Regions from separate parts of the Homo sapiens genome. Here all the other regions are linked to region 1. Evidence: read pairs that join two places in POLR2A ChIA-PET (ENCODE). Cell type or tissue: GM12878. All regions are shown on one strand. Region 1 overlaps MAP2K6 (mitogen-activated protein kinase kinase 6). Region 2 has its middle 25 kb from the start of MAP2K6. Region 3 overlaps LOC105371878 (a long non-coding RNA gene).

Region 1 (2,500 bases):
ATTCCTAACAATAGCCCCAATCTATTAACTCAGCTAGAGATGTTAATTCTTTATGATCCTCCAAACACCTACTCAATAATATGAAATGATTTTAAATTTCCTTTCATAGCTCAAAAACTATGCAAATTTACTCTAGATATATTTTACCCTCCTTTTTCCACAAATGGAGACAATTTTCTCTCCCAATTCTGGTTTCTTGATTTTCAGAGGCAATTCTTTAAAAGCAACAAAATATAGAATAAAAGAGATCTATGAGTCATAACAGCCAAATGCAATACGTAAACTTTCATTGGGATGCTGATTTGAAAATCCAACAGGACAAAACAAACACACACACTTTGAGATGATCAAGGAAATTTTCATTTGGACTCCGGATTAGATGAAGGAAGTATCATTATTATTATTATTATTATTAATATTATTTGAGATGGAGTCTCACTCTGTTGTCCAGGCCGGAGTGCAGTGGCACGATCTCGGCTCACCACAACCTCCACCTCCCGGGTTCAAGTGATTCTCCTGCCTCAACCTCCCAAGTAGCTGCGACTACAGGTGTGTGCCACCATGCCTGGCTAATTTTTTGTATTTTTAGTAGAGACGAGGTTTCACTATGTTGGCCAGGCTGGTCTCGAACTCCTGACCTCGTGATCCACCCGCCTTGGCCTCCCAAACTGCTAGGATTACAGGCGTGAGCCACCACACCTGGGCCATTAATTATTTTTAAGTGTGATGATGACATGGTAGTTTTGTAAAAATTAAAAATGGTAGAAGAATGGGTGGAGGGAGAGTTAAGAGTTAAAAAAACAAATAAAAAGTAGATACAACTCACACCAAGGAAGACTTTTCCATACCTTTGGAGGAAAATACTGTTCCCTGCAAATAATCTTTTCTGTTTTACCCTACGGAAGATGGTTTTGCTTCTATTAAAAGGGCTGGTTGACAATTGAGGTGGACAAATGTATACACAGCAGATATAAAACATTTGGGAGAATGTCAACTCTACCTTCACTGCCATGATCTGCCCGCTGGGCACGTGCCGCATCTTCTCCACCACCCCGTACGCACCTCGTCCCAGTTCCATTATAGGCTCCAGGTCATCTGCCTTCACCTCAAAGTTCTGCAAGAGAGAAAAGGAATAATGCAATGGGAAAGAGAAAAATAAACAGAACAGAGAGCACATTATCCTCTATCTCGTTTCTCTCAATGTTCTAAGGATTATTTCTGGGCCAGAAGATTTTCTAGCATGTCAAAGCAGCCTCTGAAAGCAAGAAGCTACAAGAAGGGCCAAGAGATGTCTAGGAGCTCCCACGGTAGCCCACCTGCTTGTCCCAGGCAACACAGAAACCCAACTTGGACTCAGCTTGCCAATGTCTCAGTTGAAGCTATTTCACTGAAGTTCTTTAGCCATGACCCTTCATTGTGTCTGTAACCCACTATTGACTGATGGCAACTAGATTATGTCTGAGCTTTGAGAAATGCCCTCCCAAGAGAACCATCTACTCTATTCAAATACCTTCCATCAAAACCACAATAGCCTGATTTCAATTCAACATTCTTTCAAAATAGCAAAAACTTTGCATACCACTTCCCTTTAAATGCAAACTTTTTTTGACTCATCCCCTGACAGCATGCTAGGGAAAATAAATTTTTCAGTCAGAAAGCATACATATAAAATGGCCAACGTATTAGGTGGCAGACATGATTTTTTCTTACCTGATTTCCAATAGAAATGCAAGCCTTGGAGTCTAAATCTCGAGGTGGTCTAAGAAAGATAAGGGGGAAAAGAAGAAACATAAGCTATTGAGTCAATTATGTCCTTCCCAAATCACACACCACTGAGGATATTTTTTCCTTAAGAAGAAAGTGGAAGTTCATGAGTAAACTAAAGCAGCCTATGAGTGTGAATAAGAGGGGATTTGAAATAAATCACATTTGGGTTTAAATCACTTAATCTCTTTGGGGCTCCCTTTCTTCTTTAACATGGGGATATTAATATACCTATATTGTGAAGCAGGAGTGAGTATTAAAAGAGACAATACAAGTAAAATGCTTAGCTGAATGTCTGGCATACAGTAAATATCTAATTCGTATGAGCTATACATGTGCTATTATATAGATTAGGGTGCCCAACCCCCAAGCCATGGACTAATACCAGTCAGCAGGAGATGAGTGGTGGGTGAAGGAGAGAAGCTTCACCTGTACTTACAGTAGCTCCCCATCGCTCACATTACCACTTGAGCTCCATCTCCTGTCAGATCAGCAGTGGCATTAGATTCTCATAGGAGCACAAACCCTACTGTGAACTGTGTATACAAGGGATATATGTTGTGCACTCCTTATGAGAATCTAATGCCTGATGATCTGTTGCTGTCTCCCATCACCCCCAGATGGGACCATCTAGTTGCAGGATAACAAGCTCAAGGCTCCCATTGATTCTACATTATGGTGAGTTGTATAATTATTTCATGATGTATTACAATGTAATAATAATAAAGTGCACAAT
Region 2 (2,500 bases), 130 kb after region 1:
TATAGCTAATAGTTAGCTGGCATGCCAATCTCAGATTCCAGCAGCTAACGGACTACCATGTTCAATCAGGTATATCCAACTGTTGGAGTTGTCTTATTCAATGACTAAATTTGGTTGGAGAAAAGAAAGGAGAGGGGAATAAAAATACGAGGAGCTGGCCGGGCGTGGTGGCTCACACCGGTAATCCCAGCACTTTGGGAGGCTGAAGCGGGTGGATCACCTGAGGTCAGAAGTTTGAGACTAGCCTGGCCAACATGGTGAAACCCCGTCTCTACTAAAAATACAAAAATTAGCTGGGTGTGGTGGCGGGCGCCTGTAATCCCAGCTACTCAGGAGACTGAGGCAGGAGAATTGCTTGAACCTGGGAGGCGGAGGTTGCAGTGAGCTGAGATTGCGCCACTGCACTCCAGCCTGGGCGACAGGGCAAGACTCCGTCTCAAAAAAAAAAAAAAAAAAAAAAATACAAGGACCTAAACTGAGACTAAAAGAGAGCTTTGAGGTCAGCTATTGTGAGGTTTCAGTTATAACTTCACAGATGGTCCGGGCAGATAAAGAAGAAAAGGATAGTTTCAGAGATCTGGTAGTCAGTCTCTTGAGTTCTGCTACCAATGTTAAAGGTGTTTTCATTTATTTATTCATTCATGTATTCACTTACTTGTTCATTCACACACCCATTTGTTCATTCTGCTTTGCAGGGAAGATGAAGTGGGGATAAGAATGAGTTTGGGCACCAGGCATGGTGGCTCATGCCTGTAATCCCAGCACTTTGGGGAGCTGAGGTGGCAGGCAGATCACCTGAGGTCAGGAGTTTATGACCAGCCTGGCCAACATGGTGAAACCCCATCTCTACTAAAAATACAAAAATTAGCCAGGCGTGGTGGTATATGCCTGTAATCCCAGCTACTCAGGAGGCTGAGGCAAGAGAACCATTTGAACCCAGGAGGCAGAAGTTGCAGTGAGCCAAGATCGCACCATTGCACTCCAGACTGGGCGACAGAGTGAGACTCTGTCTCAAAAAAAAAAAAAAAAAAGGAATGAGTTTGGCCATCTGACTTGATGATCTTATTCTTCCTGAGAGCTTTACCCACTTGTCACTGATAGGAAAAACTTTGATTGTAAAACCAATTACAGATCACTCTATTTAGAGGTGTGGCGATCATGGCAATCATTTTGCTTAAAGTTACCCTTAGCCCCCTTTTCTATATACTTTGAGAATCCAAGAAGCTATCAGAACCAATGATGTTGTAGCTGAACTGAGCCTCTGGCAAAAGAAAAGATAGCTGATGCAAAACAAAACCACAATTAAGTGATGCAAAACAAAACCACAATGAGATACCACCTCACACCTATTAGGATGGCCGCTACAAAAAAAAATAAACAGAAAATAATAATTGTTAGTGATGACGTAGACCAATTGGATCTCTTGTCTACTGTTGATGAGAATGTAAAAGGGTGTAGGCACTATGGAAAACAGTGTGGGGTTTCCTTCAAAAATTAAAAATAGAATTGCCATATGATTCAGCAATCCCACTCCTGGGTATATATTCAAAAGAATTGAAAACAGATGTTAAAGAGATATTTGCACGCCCATATTCATTGCCGCATTACTCCGGATAGCCAAGAGGTGGAAGCAACCTAAATGTCCATCTAGAGATGAGTAGATAAAGAAAATGTATATACATACAATTGGGATTCGATTCAGCTTTAAAAAGGAATGAAATCCTGTCACATATCTCAACATGAATGAACTGTGAGGACATTAAGTGAAATAAACCAGTCACAAAAAGACAAATACAGTATGATTTCACTTATATGAGGTATCTAAAGCAGTCAAATTCATAGAAATCAGAAGTATAATGGTAGTTTACAGAGACTAGGCATAGGAAAAAAGGGGAATTGTTCGATGAGTATAGAGTTTTGGTTTTGCAAGACAAAAAACTTCTAGACATGCGTTGTACAACAATGTGCATATAGTTAACACTACTATAACGTATACTTAAAAATGGTTAAGGTGGTAAATTTTATGTTATGTCATTTTTATGCAATAAAAAAGTAGGAAAGAAAGAAGGAAAGTGAGTGAAGTTCCCAGTAAAACCCTAGTTGTAACCTTTTTTTTTTTTGAGACAGAGTCTCGCTCTGTCACCCAGGCTGGAGTGCAGTGGCACAATCTCGGCTCACTGCAACCTCCGCCTCCCAGGTTCAATCAATTCTCCTGTCTCAGCCTCCCAAGTAGCTGGGACTATAGGAAAGTGCCACCACGCCTGGCTAATTTTTGTATTTTTACTAGAGACGGGGTTTCACCATATTAGCCAGGATGGTCTCCATCTCCTGACCTGGTGATCCACCCACCTCGGCCTCCCAAAGTGCTGGGATTACAGGTGTGAGCCACCACACCCAGCCTTCCCTAGTTGTAATCTTAAGGCTGATTGGCTCTATAAATTCTTCTAAATGTATAATTGCTTAATCAATACTTTGTTACATTCATGACTAGATGCCTTTT
Region 3 (2,500 bases), 180 kb after region 1:
TTATTGAGAGCTCACCTTTACTGAAAGCCATTTATTCTGTGGGATTCTTTTGTTTCCTGAGTTGTGTATATGTCCTCATCAAGGATTTTATATTTGCTTCTATAGGGCCTGGCTCTTTCTTAGGATTCTCTTTTCAAATGATAAGGTAAAATTAGATTTCCATTGGCAGAGGCTTTCAATATTCACAGGAACCATTACTCTCACCCCTACTCATCCTAGACTTCTAAGGCTTCAAAAAGTGAAAACCTCTTTAGGGTTCTAGTTTATGTAGGAATGTTAGTTCCAGATCCTCATAAGTGGCTTTAGGACCACATCTTTTAGTCCCAAATGGGGTTAAACCTCAGCTCCTGGACCTTATTATTGTGACTTTGAATTTCTTCTTCAATTCTGGTATCTGAAGCCTTTGCTGTCTCTGTTTTAAACTCAGCTTTATATTTTAAAATACTCATACTCTATTCATTATTTCTATATATTTGGAGAAGGCAGGAGTCTCATGCCATGGGAAAAAAGGGAAAATGGGGAAAAGATGATTTGATTCCACAGGTTTTGCTAATGAATTTCATCCAACTCACACATGAGACTACCATTAAGAATCACCGTATTATTTTGTTATTCTTAGAGTTTTTTGCAATAGTCTTATGGATATTAACATTAAACCCAATTCAATAAATAATAATATGTAAAATATTTCAGGATATATAGACTACTAAGACAGTCTCTGCACTCAAGAGGCAAACATTGTATAGTACAGAGATTAAGTAAATTTCATAAATAATCACAATGCAGGAAGCCTAATTGCTATGGAGATGCATATAGCTCTTTAGAATAATACATTACACGTATTATCAAACAAATTACTAAAATTGTTAGAAGAATGGAAAAGGAATCAGAAGAAGGCATTTTCAAGTAATAGTAACAGGAAAAACTTCATGATAGTGGTACTAGTTGAAATGTGCCTTGAAGAATGACTAGGATTTCTGAAAATAAAAACTATGAGGGAGGGGTCAGAAGGGAGGTAGTGGCTTTTCAAAGTAGAAAGAAAAGCATTAGCTTAGACAAGGAGCTTGGAGGGTGGAGGGCCTCCAATAAGGAACAAGTAATCCAATTTTCCAGGTTAGGATGTTAGAAAAGCAGTATCATTAGAAAGTAAAAGTAAAGAAATGTAAAAAAAAAAAAGGGGTATGGGGGTTGGTAAAAAATGGGCAAAAATTAAAGCTAATTTAATTTAAAATGTTTTACTGTCATATTTATCTAAAGAGAAAAGATAATGTTGGGTTAATTTTTAAGGATAAATTTAAAAACCGGGATCACTTACATCTTAGGTTGGGCAAGTTTCTTCTTCTCAATGACCTGATCCTCTGATTGGTTAGTTTTACAGTTTCCAGGAAGGTAAACGGAATCAGCATTTTGGTCTCTCAGGCATACAAGTACCATCTAGTGGCAAAGGAAAGCAACCACAAGAATGAAATTATACAGGAAACATTTGCTTGTTTATTTTGAATTTTATTTATATTATAATTAGCTAATAACAGAAGGCCATGTTCTACTTGAATAGGGAAATAAAGTACCCTTTAATCAAACATTGCTTGATTATTGGATTAAAAGAATGTGAGATCAGACAAACATGGGTTATAAAGAGCTTATTAAATATGAAATGTTTGAAAATTTTACAAGAAGTTAATATCAAATTATATTTTGGGAATAAAACTTAAAGAAGGATCTACTTGAGTTTAAAGAGAGAGAGAGAGAAAAAGAAAGTCAATGTAAATGACGAAGAGGCAGAAATACTGAAGGTAACTATTTCTTTTTTTTTTTTTTTGAGATGGAGTTTTGCTCTTGTTGCCCAGGCTGGTGTGTAACGGCTCAATCTCGGCTCACCGCAACCTCCACCTCCCAGTTTCAAGCAATTCTCCAGCCTCAGCCTCTTGAGTAAGTGGGATTACAGGCATGCGCCACCACACCCAGCTAATTTTGTATTTTTGGTAGAGACGGGGTTTCTCCATGTTGGTCAGGCTGGTCTCAACCTCCCGACCTCAGGTGATCCGCCCGCCTTGGCCTCCCAAAGTGCTGGGATTACAGGCATGAGCCACTGTGCCCGGCGAAGGTAACTATTCTTTTGGAATTTTCTCTGCTTCCACTTTGCCTAACTCCTACTTAGCCTTCAAATCTTTAGATATGTCTTCCTCTAAACAATGTTCCTTGACACCCCAGGTCTGTATTAGATGAATCACCAATGTCCTTCTATGGACCACTATTCCCATGATGCTACTGACCACACTTCTTTGTCACTTCCCATTTTATAGCCCTCATTGCAATCAATAATCCTAAACAGCTAGAGCCATGTCTGTTTCATCCACTGTTCTATCCCAAAGGCTTAGGATAGTACCTGACATGTAATAGGTAATTCACAAATATTTACAGAATGAATGGACAGATTAATGAAGAAAGAGAATAACTGTGATGGAAATGTTCAAGGTACAAATATCGAAAGCTAGTATCA

What was found. ChIA-PET counts read pairs that join two places held together with the same protein. Peaks named below come from ENCODE experiments on the same cell type or tissue, not always from the same donor. Only the 100,000 strongest peaks of a DNase experiment are listed, where the experiment ranks them.
Region 2: POLR2A ChIA-PET joins it to region 1 with 5 read pairs; 4 of 35 experiments call an interaction of 5 or more read pairs at or near these places.
Region 3: POLR2A ChIA-PET joins it to region 1 with 6 read pairs; 10 of 35 experiments call an interaction of 5 or more read pairs at or near these places.

What each region holds. Positions count from the first base shown.
Region 1 is chr17:69,516,114-69,518,613 of GRCh38, reverse strand. MAP2K6 (mitogen-activated protein kinase kinase 6) reads right to left here. Exons shown (of 12, transcript NM_002758.4): 3 at 1,711-1,759; 4 at 1,001-1,114. Among named protein-coding and RNA genes, the nearest start is that of MAP2K6-AS1, 32 kb to the right of the region's middle. In GM12878, no CTCF peak of the experiment used is centred here; a DNase peak (open chromatin) is centred at 1,533; H3K4me3 peaks cover 1,732 bases; H3K27ac peaks cover 2,500 bases.
Region 2 is chr17:69,388,055-69,390,554 of GRCh38, reverse strand. No RefSeq gene overlaps it. Among named protein-coding and RNA genes, the nearest start is that of MAP2K6, 25 kb to the left of the region's middle. In GM12878, no CTCF peak of the experiment used is centred here; no DNase peak of the experiment used is centred here.
Region 3 is chr17:69,334,142-69,336,641 of GRCh38, reverse strand. It overlaps LOC105371878 (a long non-coding RNA gene), which reads right to left. Exons shown (of 4, transcript XR_934949.2): 2 at 1,316-1,434. Among named protein-coding and RNA genes, the nearest start is that of ABCA5, 8.3 kb to the right of the region's middle. In GM12878, a CTCF peak has its summit at 1,429 (motif pointing left); a DNase peak (open chromatin) is centred at 1,381.